Linked DNA regions of Homo sapiens: region 1 is linked to region 2. Evidence: chromatin loops called from intact Hi-C (ENCODE). Cell type or tissue: IMR-90. All regions are shown on one strand.

Region 1 (8,000 bases), 82 kb before region 2:
AATATTTTTCTTTAAAATACTTTTGTAGTAAGCTCTCATATCTTTTGAGTATCCTTAAAATCTATATACTCACTGACTTTTCACATGCTACAATTTTCTGGAAACATTTAATTTGATGCAGGTAAAATAAAATATGGTTGTTATGCTATACATTTTTGAAAGCTGATAAAGCTTATTTTTATTATTGCTTATTTTTCTCCATGGTGGAATTTTATGAACTTTAATTTGCTTTATGTATTTCTTTGATTCATTCTAGTTTTTTTGAATTTTAATTGTTTGATGGAAGTCATGCCAGTGGGAACCTCTTCCTTATTTTTCCCTTTTCTTTGCAGATATCAATGAATGTCTTCTAGAACCCAGAAAATGTGCACCAGGTACCTGTCAAAACTTGGATGGGTCCTACAGATGCATTTGCCCACCTGGATACAGTCTTCAAAATGAGAAGTGTGAAGGTAGGAAAGCTATCAGTTGTAGCAAATGAGGAGTGTCGGGTGTCCACTGGACTTAGCAGAATGAGAATTTTTGTAATGACGTCTTCATTTTGGAATACTTTATCAGAAACAAATGCAAGGGCATAGGTATGACATGGTCTCATCCTTCTGGCAAGACAAGAAGCACTAATTATCATGCTAATCTCTAATGAAGTTATTTTGTTCTGTGCATATGACTGATCATATGATCCTGACTCTTTTCCACTGTGCTTTCACACATTTGTTAGGAATGCTGTGTCCTACTCCCAGTATTTCCGAACTACATTTTTTAAGTGGCGATTCTTTGCAGCTAAAAATAGCTCCTGATTCCATTTAAAAACTTTAAATGACCACATTCAAGGTTGGATGAATGTGGTTATATCGTTTGTCTATTTTGTTTTTACCTATAGAGCAGTGGAAATGTCTTATTTCAAATAAATTCTCAGCAAATTTTACAGTATTACATTCCTTTTTGTTTGTTTGTTTTTAATGGAGACAGGGTCTTACTCTGTCACCAGGTTGAAGTACAGTGGCACGAGTATAGCTCACTGTAAGCTTGAACTCCTGGGCTCAAGTGATCATCCTGTCTCAGCCTCTGGAGTAGCTGGGACTACAGGCATGTGCCACCATGCCTGGCTGATTTTTTAATTCTTTGTAGAGATGGGGCCTCCCTATGTTGCCAGGCTGGCCTCAAACTCCTGGCCTCAAATGATCCTCCTTCCTCAGCCTCCCAAGGGCCTTCCTTTAACCTCAACAAATATGTCATATCATTAAGTGAAGGACATTAATTGCTAGAATTTCATAAATAAGTAGGGTTGAAAGGATTTTCAAGAAGTCACCTAGTTCACACCCCTGACTTTAAACAGGTCTGCATCTAATCCACAATGAGAATTTTCTCTACTTTTAATATCGTCAATTAGAAATTTTATTATATATCCAATTTAAGTAACAATCAAGTGGTGATATTTAAAATGGAAACACCTTATTGAAATTGTCTAGATGCAAATTTTTTAAGCATGTTATTTTACTTTTATTAAAAATTGGCTTTATTATCAATACATAAGTTCGCTAAATTGAACAGAATATATATAGAAAGAAAAATAACTGCACAGTCAATGAATGTGCCCATTCTACAATATTTGGCCCTATCCTAATAAGTTGGCATGTACAGGCTAATTTCTACCATAATATAAATAGTCATAGTAATAATTAAAAACAACTGAAAACATTTGAGCATTTTCACAAAAGTTAACTTTTATATTAAGAAAAGGTTGGATATAGGGGTGGAAGGAGTGTCAGAATGGAGTAATTCAATCGGCAATAGAAGATCAGATTCATTAATAAACCACAGGGAACATAACACAGGTATAAATGCAACCCAATAACATGGCATGATGGAGAAGCTGATTTTGCGTTGCACAGAAAGAGAATCACTTGGCATTGCACATTTCTAGAATATTTATTGTGTGGTATTTACAATATTAAGTCAAGATAATAAGGTTAATTTCTCAACTTTTCCTTAGTTGGGCCTCTTGAGAATAAAGTTGTATAATGCAAGTACATTTTGGTGTGAGTAGAAACCTTTGCACAAATATAAAAATAAAGAGCCCAGGATACAAGGATATTTTGTGTTTTGTTGAAAAAATAAAAAAGTATTCTCATAAAAGTAGCATGGCTCAGAATTAAGACTTACCACTTTGTTCACTAAAAATTCCTGCTGAAAGTCAGGAGGAAAGATAAGTGAGTTTGTTGGAATAGAGTGGGCATATTTTTCCATAGGTAATCGTATGTTTTATTGACCAACCCAAGCCAATTTTGAAAGTAGAAAAGGGCACTATTAACAATAAAGTCAGGCCAACTGGCATGAGCTGGGGCTCCCCCAGGCAAACTAGGACATATGGTTACTCAAGCCATTCAAACTTCTTATTGGCTACTCTTAACTACCACTGTACAGGAGCTAAGATGTATAATATACTAAAGAAAACATGCCACAATTCTAAGTGTACAGTTTCCTATTGTCTATATGATGAAAGAAAAAGCCTGTACAAGAAAGGTATTTTTGTGTCTTCAGAAAGATTAACCCACAAATCAGGAGCGTCATCTTCTATGATATCGTTAGTTTGCACTTCATAGGATTATACTTATTTTCATGAGTCTTAGTGTTCTTGTAAAATTCACAGTTTTAGGGCTATAGCATAGGGTATTGGGAAAAGTTCTGTGGGTGGTTGGAGGGGAGTAAATTTGGATCAAAGGCCTAGATCTCACATTGAGTGAGTCACTAGCAATGTGCTTAAAGTCTCAGCATTTCTGCTTCCTGAACAATGGTGCAGTGTGACTCTAGAATTTCATGCTTCTTTCCTGGCCTAGGGTACTATGAAATTACTCTGACTTTTCTAGTTAGCCAAGCAACTCAGTCTGGGTAAGAGACGTTTGTCACTGCACCCCTTAGAAGGCAGTTGCACATTCCATTTTTATATCAATAACTGTCAAAACTAATTCTTTTGAAGTCATGACAACCTAGAAGTCCAGTCCACAGTGTTATGGTACAGAAAAATACCTTTATTATTGTAAGAGTTTGGAAACTCAGTTGCCCTTTGTGTGTCCACATTGTGTGTTTGGTACCTGATGATGTCTCCATCGTGTTTTGACTTTGTTTGACTCATGTGATTCTTTTAGATATTGATGAGTGTGTCGAAGAGCCAGAAATTTGTGCCCTGGGCACATGCAGTAACACTGAAGGCAGCTTCAAATGTCTGTGTCCAGAAGGGTTTTCCTTGTCCTCCAGTGGAAGAAGGTGCCAAGGTAAGTGTCTTTGAAGGCTTTGGGCTTTCAATGCTGCATGTTTATTTGTGGTGGTCTTATTTTTCAAACATGGCAAAGCTCTGTTTCTTTGTGAACAGGAAGATGGAGAGTTTTCATTCACCCAGAGGTCTAATGATAACCATATGTCAGAAGGTTCATTTTCACTTTTAAGGTTAAAAACTCATCCATCAAGTTATGGTTGCTTATACAATTGTACTGACACATAAACCTCTCTCCCACTAAGAACACAAATGCTGATAGGCCCATCAGTGGGGAAACACCTTGAGCCACCGAAACAGCAAAGCCTGGGGGAAGTTGAGCTACATATCCCCTACCTCTGAAGAGATAAGCTGAAAAATGTGGGTCCAAAGTTAGACTTGAGACTGAAAAACTGCACATTAACCCATTTGCCCCCACAATATGGTAACCATCCCTTATATCACAAATTCTCCAAGAAAACAAAAATAAATTTAAACTGATCAGGATTCTTGCTGGGCCATTGTTCATTTTTAGGAATAATACTTGTCAACTATTTGAGTAAAGATTTTCAAGGGTTTGCCAATGACTTTCAAATTTTAAACAAAAATCAAAAGGATCCTGAACTTTGGCATAACACAGTATGTACTTAAGTCCCAGAAAACTGTTTAGACTTTTCTAAACAATACAGTTGTGTATGGATATCTACATACACAAACTAGTTTCATGAATTCCGGGGAAGGGAGATGAAACAAACACATGTATTTCTTTTTTTTCCACTTGTAGCTTTTGTTGTTTGGTTGTTACTGTTGTTTTGATGTTGAGTTGGGTTTTTTTTTTTTTTCATGGTTTTTTGGTTTTGCTTCCGTATTACCAAATATGGAAGAGGCACTGGATATCATTTAAGGTTCAAAAAATTGAGTTTGGGGTCCCAGCCCTGCCATATTTAGTCTAGAGCAAGTCATTTAATCTTTTGGAAGCTCAATTTCCTCATTTTAAACAACAATAATATCTGCCCAACCAGCCTTACTGTGACAAAGCTTTGTTAGTTTCTGAGTCCTTTGTAGACTCTTGTTGTTATTCTAATGATCTGATTAACTTTTTACTTTTCAACTAGTTATTTGGGAAGTAAGAAGGAGAGGGTTGAGAGTTCTCCGGTTGATTTCAGCTTGTTGGTAGTTGTCAGTGGTCTGTGTGGATTTCAGGGTGGTGCTTAATTCGAACAGATATTCTGCATGGTACAGACCAGTCAGATAAATTCTAACTCCTACTCCCTTGTTTTTGTGTGCCTTTGGCTTGGCCTGAATTTGGAAAGAAAGCAGTGAGAAACCAGGTGTGAATCTGCCGATGTGGCAGGCCAGAGGAAACTCCTAGGCTATTAATTCAATTTGCACTGGCCCATCACAGAGCAAGCTAACGCTGCAGGAAGAATCAGCCCAGCTGTGAGCAGCCCTGCCACATGCTCAGCTCCAGGAGGCAGAGCCAGAACTGAGGAATGCAAGCAGGGAAAGTGACTTTTGTAGTTCTGATGAAATTTCGAGGTCATTAAGGGCTCTTTGCAGATGGACTGGTAAACAGGCATCCCAGTGAGTCCTGAAGTATGTGGGCAAGCACAGCTCTCTTCCCCAATGCAAGACACCCTTGATTAATAAGCCAATTCTAGAGAATCACCACAAGCTAAAGTAAGTCTCCTACAGAGCACAGATTTTGCTGGAGCCAGGAAATTGAGAGCTGGGTTTTTCTTGTAAGATGACAAATTAGGAGTCAGACTTCTATTGCTCATGAAATGAGAAAATTCCACAGAACCGTGGATAATGTTTTTTAAAAAGCGAATGCCATGGGACTCAGGTGGACAGAGCCTGGCACAAAAGACCACAGGTGTAAATGAGCCACTCCCACTTGCAAAGTTCAACGAAGAGAATTTGCCACTTAGACTGACTCAAGACTTCGTGCATTTGAGTCTCTGTCTAATGCCAAGATTTTTTTTTTTCGGGGTGGAGTGGTGTGGGGGAGATAGAGCTGGGGTCTGGGACGAAGTCAGCTATTAAAGGAAAAGAGAATGAGAATTTTAATACACCAATATTACAACATACATATTTAAAGAAACACTACAAACTGGAAGACAAAGCAGAGTTAAGTTTTCATATATTTGTTGAGACATTTTTGTGAGTAGTCACTGAATTATATCTAAAGGTAGTTGGAGGCATAAATAACAAAAACAAGACTGATAAATACAAAACATTATATGTGACAAAGAACTTGAAGAATAAAAGAGATCAAAAGTGTTCTCCAAGAAACAAGAATTTGTTCAGTCTTGAAGTTTCTCAGCAAAGCAAACATTTGGGTGGCAGAGATGCCGCAGGATTGACTTTTATTGCTCTTGACCTTCAGAAGGATAATTCATTGAAAGGTGCTTGCCAGGTCCTTGCCACAACAGATGGGGAAGTGGAATAGAAATTAGAGAGATGATTTATCTGGATGAGTTGGTAGCCATGAAAGGTTGAGCAGGTTTACTGGGGAGGCTACCTGAATTTGATTTACATAACTTGGTAAATATAATAGATAGATAGATAGAAACTTTAATTCATGAAAACCTTTCCTTTGTTATCTCTGGCAACTCTGTTATTCCTACATTGTCTTCTTTGTCATGAAATAAAAGCTGGTGAGACTGTCTTAACAGAAGTGCTTAGGTGGTTATGATAGTATGGTTCCTGGGATTGAAAAACAGTGATGGAAGTGAATGAAAAAGGCAGAGGTGGTCAGATATAAAGAAAGAAGAATAGTACAATATGGGTATGAAAGCATTTCTTTTAAACCTGCAGATTGTGGCCTCTGTGTAATGAGAGGAGTTTTGGAAGGCTTTAAGAAGTCAAGTTCGAGGGAAAACACAGTCCATACCTCTGGTTGAGCTCACTTTTTGGAGTCAATGTGTTGTATGAGAAATGGAAAAGCCCGTTTCCAAAATTATGTCAAGCAATGTTGGAGAATTTTATAGGAAGTAGATCCCATCTTCTTTGTTGGAGTCATCAAAGCAATAATCAATATTGAAATATATTCTTTCAAAGAAAGACTATTCTGTTCCCACCCACCCACAGCCCTGCCCTCCTCTTCCTTCCCTCTCTGTGTTGAGCTAAACAAGCTTCTTTTAAAAATTTAACATTGACACAGCTCTGCATATGTGTGTGTGTGTAAAATCTACAAAAAGCCCCACTTGCATTTTGTAGCCAGCATCTCCGGGAGTATCTGCTTCAGTGACCAACCCTTGTGTTGTATTTTTGCCCATCTACAAAGTTGCCACTTCTGTATTTGTTCTGTGCCTGTGATCTGGGATTTTATTTTAGTTCCAGAGTTTAGGGGACACAGAATAAACCACAAAGTGTGATATCACAGTAAATATTAGAACTAAGAGGATTCTCTTACTCTAGTGTGCTCATTAAACATGATATTGCAAGCAGAGCTATCAATGAAGGAATCTTGTGAATGATTCCTTCTGTGGACTTTCCAATCCTGAAGTCACTGACAGATGTCAGTTTTGAAAACTGTCAGTTTTGGATTTTATTGGATTCACATCGGGTTACTTTGAAATAGTGACTAAAATGAGAAGTAATAAATTTAAGTTCATAGAGTTGTTCATCAGATCTCACTATACAAAAGATACCCATGACTTTAACAATCTCAGCTCAGTTACCATTAGAATCACGTAAGGAGTATTGCTGTGGTCCTGAGAGGAGAACATATATAACATAGTGGGTTGTTCTTTATTTGCTATGGTGCAATACGGACTCAGTAGGAAAGCAACTGAAGGGTGTCATAAATTTATGCTGCAGATTTGCGAATGAGCTACTGTTATGCGAAGTTTGAAGGAGGAAAGTGTTCATCACCCAAATCCAGAAATCACTCCAAGCAGGAATGCTGCTGTGCCTTGAAGGGAGAAGGCTGGGGAGACCCCTGCGAGCTCTGCCCCACGGAACCTGATGGTATGTCTGTCATCTGCATTTCTCTCTGGGCCATGCAGGGTGCAGACTGGCCATGATGTAAGTAAGACTGTAGGCCTTAAAGACAGTAACACAATTTAATTTAATTGTAAGTCTAATTAGAATGTTCATTAAAAATTATTTTATCTCAGGAGCTTGGTAGTTATTTTCTTTTTAATTATGTCATGAATCACAGATGCCCAAGGAGTAGACACAACATCTTAGGGAGTCTCGTTAAATAACTTCCTCTGGTTTCTGGGCTTGTTTTTTCCATCATTTATCAATATGCACAGCATGTAGCAATTTTCTACCTCAAAATACTTGTGGAGAAGCTTGTAATGAATTGCTATTGTTCTATCTATTAATGAGTGTCTCCACCACAGAGGCCTTCCGCCAGATATGTCCTTATGGAAGTGGGATCATCGTGGGACCTGATGATTCAGCAGTTGGTCAGTTGCCTGTGCTGGATTCTCAGCATTTCTCAGTATTCTCAATCTGCTTCTTCTCTAGTTATTCTTATTTTTCTCCATCTATCTTGGAAAATTAAGTGCTACTTTTTTGTCCCTTCATTTAGATAGCAATTATATTATTGCATTATTAGATAATCTTTTGATTAAACACTGAAATGATCATAATTTATCTTCACGTTTAAAAAATACCTTGTTATTCACTATTTTTTTTCTCTTGCTTAAGATATGGACGAATGCAAAGAACCCGATGTCTGTAAACATGGACAGTGCATCAATACAGATGGTTCCTATCGCTGCGAGTGTCCCTT
Region 2 (8,000 bases):
ATGATGATTTTATATAAAGTTCAAGAACAGGCAAAACTCATTGATGGTGGTAGAAGCCAGAGTAGCGATGACCGTGTTGAAGGTACGGGGTAGGATAGAGGTTACTGATGGGGAAGAGGCATGAGGGAGCCTTGAAGAGTTTGGGAACTATTCAATATCTTGATCTGGATGTCAGTTACGTGAATGTCTGTGTATACAAAAATGCATTGGGCTGAGCACTTAAGTTAGTGCATTTAAGTTTAGCAAACAGTTTGGTACACTTCAATTTAAAAAAATGTTTAGGCCAGGTGCGGTGGCTCACCCCTGTAATCCCAGCACCTTGGGAGGCCAAGGCGGACAGATCACCTGAGGTCAGGAATTCGAGACCAGTGTGGCCACCATGGTGAAACCACGTCTCTACTAAAAATACAAAAATTAGCCAGGCATGGTGGAGGGTGCCTGTAATCCCAGCTACTTGGGAGGCTGAGGCAGGAGAATCACTTGAACCCAGGAGGCAGAAGTTGTAGTGAGCCCAGATTGCACCACGGCACTCCAGCCTGGGTGACAAGAGCAAAACTCCATCTCAAAAAAAAAAAAATAAATAAAATAAAATTTTCAAATGTTTAAAAAGCAGCTGCTGGAGATTGTGCTTTACCAAAGTGAGGAACAAACCCAAACTGGAAAAGCATGGGATACAGGCAATAGGAAATTGCGTGGAGGACACAGATGAAAGGGATTCCTATGAAGACTGAGCTCCAGGATGGCAGTTGCAGAGTAGTCAGGAGTGACAGGAGCTAGAGACAAAGGAATTAAAGTGGGGAAGCATCTAGAAGAAAAAAAATGAAAAGAAAAAGAAACTGATAGATTATCTTAGAGTCCAACTCTATTCAAGGGAGTATCACAATTCTACCAAAGAATTTAGGGAGAAATTCCTAATAAGCATAAAAAACTAAGCAACAACAAAAAATAAGCTATTACTAATGAAAAAAAGAAACCCACAAAAGGTTACATAAACATGTTACCATAGTACACTATATGACTCAGCTTTAAATTTAGCCAGAATATTGTTAGACGATTATGTTGGGAGGATGAGAGGAAGGACAAAGTGGGGGCATGGGAGGAATGCAGCCAGAGGGGTATGGTAAGAAAGCTAAATTCTCATCAGCCCCAGAAGAAAACCAGTAGAAAGTGACTACACTTGAAACGAAATGAAATAACTGCACTTGCATATTATTTAGGAACATGAAAGTAAATCACAAACAGTTGAAAGTGTTTAGACTCAGAGTGGAGAGGGGTAGAGAGAGGACTGATATTTTTATTGTTGTATTGACTTCTACATTACATACATAAAGTATTTCAGCACTATGCTGAAGCAATTTTTAAAATTTCAGAAGACCAGGTGCGGTGGCTCACGCCTGTAATCCCAGCACTTTGGGAGGCCAAGGCAGGCAGATCACAAGGTCAGGAGATCGAGACCATCCTGGCTAATACAGTGAAACTCCGTCTCTACTAAAAGTACAAAAAAATTTGCCAGGCATGGTGGCAGGCGCCTGTAGTCCCAGCTACTCAGGAGGCTGAGGCAGGAGAATCGCTTGAACCCGGGAGGCTGAGCTTGCAGTGAGCAGAGATCACACCACTGCACTCTAGCCTGGGCAAAAGAGTGAGACTGTCTCAAAAAAAAAAAAAATTTTTCAGAAAACTCTAAGAAATAAAAAATAAAGTGACTCATTTGAAAACACATTTTGATTCCAATTGGTTTTTTGCTGTTGTTGTTTTTGTTTTGCTTTTTTTTTTCTTTTTTTTTTTTTTAAGATGGAATCTCTCCCTGTCCCATAGGCTGGAGTACAGTGGTGTGATCTCAGCCCACTGCAACCTCCCGCCTCCTGGGCTCAAATGATTCTCCTGAGTCAGCCTCCCAAGTAGGTGGGACTACAGGCACATGCTCCAGTTGATTTTTTTAAAAACACATACATAGCACATAGTAAGTTGCATAGAGAGGAATTTGTGGCAGGTTATAAAATCACACTGTAATCCTCTTAGAGATCCAAAAAGCTGGGACATTAAACTCGGTCAGCCACCAGTGCTTACTTCAAAGGAAACAGAGTCATGAGATACAAGTGTAAGTTCTATCAGCTTTCAGCTCCATCACAGCTAATGGCATGATAATATTGTACCAGTTTAGAACTTTTAGGTGTAATCACTTTTTGTTATTATTTCAAATCACAACTGCACAACTTAAATGTGCTTTTAAAAAATTAGGTTCTATTAAAGAAAAAATGATTCCTTTATTTAAACAAGGCAATCTGTACCTACAAGGGGCTACACCTACAACTTCTAGAGGCCTATGAAAACCACCAGTGGAAACCACATGTGGAAAAAAATAGGTGCTGGGCTAGTTAAAATGCTAATACAATTTCAAGTATTACTGTATTTTTTTTCTAAAAAGGAAGACAACACAATAGTGTTTTGAAAACTATAGTATAGGAAAGTATATGTGTTATATGTGTGTGGTATAAATGAAATAAATCTTGATAATACAATTTAAGTCTCCTTGGATTTGGCTCTGAAAAAGAAATACTTAATGACAATGAATAATTAAAGGAAGTTTGAATGACAGGTCTAAGAAAAAATATTTTTTTTTGAGACAGGATCTCATTCTGTCACCCAAGTTGGAGTGCAATGGTGTGATCTCGGTGCACTGCAGCCTCGAACTCCTAGGCTCAATTGATCCTCCCACCTCAACCTCCTGAATGGCTGGGACTATAGGCTACAGGCATGCACCATCATGCCCAGCTAATTTTTGGTAGAGATGGGTTTTCACCATGTTGCTCAGGCTGAAAATCTTAAATTAAGCTTATAGTTCTGTGTTTCAGACATTTTGAGAAAAAATATTCCATACTAGAATGATGAATGTATCTTTTTAGTCCTCAGCTTTTTCTTTGTTACTGCCTATACATCACAGGCTCTTTATTAGAACTATATTTCTAGCCAATGATAAAAAACAAAAAACTACTAGTTGGTGGTACTTTTATCAAATTCCATTTGCTGCAGATATTTAGATTTTTGTTAGCCAAGACTTTCAGAACTACTGCTATGTGATTATAAGAATTTATTCATGACACCTTCAAATCAACACAATCTATTTTCTTCAGATTCTAATTAGTTATCAATATTTCAAAATTAATATTTAGCAGTTGTCAATCTTTAAATGCAAGAGATGTTTACCATGATTTTATTCTCATAATGTCCACATTATTGAAAAATAAACCAAAAGATAAGAGAAAAATGCTAGCAAATGGCTAGCTACCTTAAAAAAAGGAGGTGCATTTGATTGAGACTTTTGATTTTGATGGTTCTTATCTTATAGAATCCATTTCAGAACTAAATAGACCTAGGTATATAAGGATGAGGCAACAAAGATATTTCTTCCATTCTGTGACTTGGAATAGCCATACTCCACTCACATACAATGTGTTTTGGTTTGAAAATATGTTTTCAAAAATATGAATTACTAGACAGAACATGATAAAAGCTCTGTGTCTTCATATAGCTAGGCCAGTTTGAGAAATTATGTAAGTTTAGTAGCAGCAAAATGTTCACCAAGTATTCATTGGTTTAATATTTTTAGTAGCTTATTAAAAAAAGCTATTTCTATTTGTTTATTTGTGATGTTTGGGAAATAAACATGCTGATAATTCTTTCGTAAGATACTTTTTAAGATTGAGACCCCATGAGGTACCGAAAAAAGCATTCACTTCTCTCACACTTGAGGTCACAAATTTTTGCAAGTCAAAAATGTTGGCCATGCCAAAAACATCATGCTGCACACTACCAAATAAAAGAACACTGTTATTCTTACAAGGAAAGGTTTGACAAGACAGGAAATAGGCAGGGTCAGAGAGGTTTACTTAATACGGAGACTCATTTAACCATCATGAAGCCAAAATACAATGACAGTTAAAAAAAATAAACAAATAGCTGTTACACAAAACAAAACCCCAGGATACATGGTCTCTACTGGAACTGATTATTAGAGTTTTAGCAAATACAGGAAGTGGATAACCCCAGAGAACCCTCACAACATTTCTAGACGTCTTCTCCATTTACTTTTGTCACATGCGCTTTACTGAGATAATGAAGATTAAAACAGTTTTGATTTGTGGGTAGAAATTTGAACAAAGAAGGATTGATCTTAAAATGCTGCAAGTAACCTCATTAAAGGGCAATCATTTTAAAAGTCACATTCTCCTAAAAATGGGGAAGGAGGAGGAAGAAAAAAATGAAAGATAGGAAAAATCTAGCTGTTCATTACAATTTTCCATTTTTGTTTAAACACAGCAGGAGGGCAAAGCTGCTGGCTTCTCTGGTCCTTACAAATGCCAGGAGAGATTATACAAACCCTGCAACCACCCAAATCTTATTTAAAGTTAAAATCATTGTTCTCATCTAATGACTTTTGCCTGCTTTCACTCAAATATTGCAGCATTTTGTTTTCTGCCAGCTTGGACCCATTGAGAATTGTAGACTTATAATTGCAGATAAACTATGAAAAAACAAAAACAAAACAAAAAAACTACCTTTTACAAAAAAGCAAACATCAAGTGACATCTAGTGGTTGCTAGATACTATTTCCTAAGGCCTCTAGATAGCAGTATTTTCAACAACATATTGTCTTAATGTTGGTTATAATTTTTGTTTCCCACATACAGCCTCGGTCTTTTTTTAAGACAGAAACGCATCTGATAAAGATAGTAAAGTTGCCATTTTCTTTTCTCAAAGAAAAATTCTTTTTCTATTAGAATATAAATAAGGAAATAGCTATAACTCATGCTATCTGCATGCAAAAAAAGTTCGCAGTCTATCCCATATTAAACTTATTTGGGCAATTATCAACTGTCTAGATGCATCTTAAGAGAAGATGACATTTCAAATCCCAAATTCCTCTGTTTATCTATCATCTTTTGTTTTGTTTTGCTTTTTGAGACGGAGTTTTGCTCTTGTTGCCCAGGCTGGAGTGCAATAGCGCAATCTCAGCTTATTGCAACCTCCGCCTCCCTGGTTCAAGTGATTCTCCTGCCTCAGCTTCCCAAGTAGCTGGAATTACAGGCGCCCGCCACCATGCCTGGCTAATTTTTTTGTATTTTTAGCAGAGATGTGGTTTCACCATGTTAGCCAGGCTGGTCTTGAACTCTTGATCTCAGGTGATCCACCTGCCTCGGCCTCCCAAAGTGCTGGGATTATAGGCGTGAGCCACTGCGCCTGGCCTATCTATAATCTTAAAGGCATTATTAACTTGATAAAATTAAATTTAGTTCAATTGTTGTCCATATTTTTCTTTCCCCCACCTTGAGAACGCTACAGGGTAATTTTGCAAGAATCTAGGTCCACTTTTTACAATTTTTGCTAGTTACACCACAAGTTGTTAAAGAATAGTAACTTAAACAAGGCTACGTAGACATCAGCTGCAAACCTAATTGGGATTGGAATTGCTTAACAACGCTCCTTCAGTGATTTCATGTTTCTGAAAGGCGCCGTAGAAAATAAATGCCTTGCATTGATGTCTTGAAACTGCATTTGTGAAAGAGACAGAAAAGGAAATTATTGACTGAGAAATTGAAAGATGGTGTTTAAATTTAGTATTTTCTTTCCTTGCAAGGAAAGGAAACTTGGAAAATGCAACTGTAACCCAAAGGCCAGCTGTCTGGCTGTCCCCAAGTCTTCCAGTCTTCCAGAGTCACTCTTCATTTTAATAACAGCACACACACACACACACACACACACACACACACAGACACACACACTACTATATAAAACTCCCATCTGACTTCTATGGAAGAACTAGCATCCCTTCACCTCCAATCTTTTCAAGGATTCTCAGGAGCTCTGCTTATTCTTAATCTCGGCTGCGCATCAGGCTTCTCACTACTTTTTCTTCACCCATTTTGGCCCAGATGCAAACTCTTTTGCTTTTAGTCCCCCTCTAAAGTCCCACTGACACTAAAGGAGTGGATTTGACTGAAGTTTGGGTAATAAGAGGGGAGCTACCGTACAGATAGCTCGGAAAACAGATTAAAATGTAATCTGTGAAGTGATACAATGTCTGGGATTTGTTTCAAAATAATTCACTGGGGGTTGGGAGTGGGCAAGTAGGTAGGGATACGGAAGAAACAAAATCAGCTATGAGAGGATCATTGTTAAAGCTGAGTGATGATTACACGGGGTTCATTATACTTCTCATTCTGCTTTTGTATATGCTAGAAATTTCCATAATATAAATTTAGAAGAAGTGTCTTGGCACTCCTTGATGCAGGAAATTTCTCACTGGTCCTTTCTCTGATTAGCCTCCTACCATATTTTGGCGTTCCTGCCCCCTGCTAACCACCCCTGCCACCAACTCCTGAGTCCCTCACATCTCTCTGCCTCTCCTTCTCAGCCTGCCCAAACAAGCCCTTGAGCTCTGAGATCCTACTCTAACATTTGAGTAGCCCATCAGAATGGCTTGCTGACTCCCTAAAAATAAAGAGACCAGTTTTCACCCTAAGAGTAAATTCTGCCCCTAGGTTTACAATACCTCATTCAGGTAAAAGGAACACAACTAGAATAGCACCTGGTGTATATAGCACTTAAAAAATGTTAGCTCTCTTCCTTTTATTATTTGTATTCTAATTTAAGTTATGAAAATCAATTCTAAAATTTGGACACAGATAATTATATTAGAACAAAGCAGTTTAAAAGATGATACTCTGGCTGGGCGCGGTGGCTCACGCCTGTAATCCCAGCACTTGGGAGGCCGAGGCGGGTGGATCACTTGAGGCCAGGGATTTGAGACCAGTCTCGCCAACATGGTGAAACCCCGCCTCTACTAAAAATACAAAAATTAGCCAGGCATGGTGGCGGACACCTGTAATCTCAACTACTCAGGAGGCTGAGGCAGGAGAATCTCTTGAACCCAGGAAGCAGAAGTTGCAGTGAACCGAAATCGTGCCACTGCACTCCAGCCTGGGCAACAGAGCAAGACTCTGTCTCAAAAAAAAAAAAAAAAGGTGATACTCTATGCCTACGAAGTAAAATGTGGCAGGCAGATGATTATTTTGCCTTCTAAACAAGAGATGTTCAATATAGACACAAATAAAACTATCTTTAAGTAATAATATTAATACGTATTTTCTCTCCCAACCACACTACAGTAGCCAAAAGGCTAAGCAGTTCTCACAGCCCCTGCTCATCAGAGGTGACCTAGAAGGCTGAGGAATCTGAACTCCCAGATGAGCTGTACTGGGGGAGAGGGCGGTGCAGGGGGTGGAACCTAGCGTGAGTACCCAGCCTCTCTTCTACCTTCGTCAGCATCAACTGGCAACAGCTCCTTTCACTTCACTTTGTCTACTTTGGCCTAGAAAACACAGGCTTTGCTTAGTGCAGCTCTGAAGTCAGCTGAGGTTAATGTTCAAACCCCACAGAAGGTGTGCGTCTGAAGAAAGGAAGTGAAGTTTCGTAAGGGAAAGGATTTTTTGTTTCAAAATATGTGTGGGGAAATAATAAGAGAATTCATCTGGATAATTATGTTAACAATACAAGGTAGAAACTGCATGTTGTCCATATTTCACATTCCCAGGAGGGAGAACAGAGATTCAGAGATTTGGGGTGCGATAAAGTAGCCGTGGCTTTTGCAGCCTCATGCCAAACACATCTGAGCAAGGGACACAGAAAAGTGGATGTGTTACCGCTGGCCTGTGCCATTGTCCCCAAACACACATGAGACAATGTCAGCACTTACTTCTAGCTCTAAATTGAAAAAACACTTCCTCTCTTTCTGCGAGCACCATTTTCCCTCCCACTCACCCCTGGAGTCTGACACAGTTTCCATTCCAAGGAGACCGGGTAATGATTCCAAGGAGAAAGGGTAACATACTTCAGCAAAAGAGCTGGCGGACAGTGTGAGACGGGCGCAGGGATCAGTTTAGGCTGAAATGAATTAGGAAACATTTTTAACTTGCCCTTTGAAGTTTTTATTGCCTTATCAT

What was found. A loop is a pair of places that touch in the nucleus more often than their neighbours do. Peaks named below come from ENCODE experiments on the same cell type or tissue, not always from the same donor. Only the 100,000 strongest peaks of a DNase experiment are listed, where the experiment ranks them.
Region 1: a loop joins it to region 2, with 3 times the contacts of the local background. A loop is called at or near these places in 5 of 110 quality-filtered maps.

The regions. Positions count from the first base shown.
Region 1 is chr15:48,436,993-48,444,992 of GRCh38, reverse strand. It overlaps FBN1 (fibrillin 1), which reads left to right. Exons shown (of 66, transcript NM_000138.5): 49 at 333-452; 50 at 3,147-3,272; 51 at 7,076-7,225; 52 at 7,606-7,671; 53 at 7,916-8,000. Among named protein-coding and RNA genes, the nearest start is that of DUT-AS1, 110 kb to the right of the region's middle. In IMR-90, no CTCF peak of the experiment used is centred here; a DNase peak (open chromatin) is centred at 4,772; H3K27ac peaks cover 1,589 bases.
Region 2 is chr15:48,354,911-48,362,910 of GRCh38, reverse strand. No RefSeq gene overlaps it. Among named protein-coding and RNA genes, the nearest start is that of DUT-AS1, 27 kb to the right of the region's middle. In IMR-90, a CTCF peak has its summit at 4,606 (motif pointing left); a DNase peak (open chromatin) is centred at 4,570; H3K27ac peaks cover 201 bases.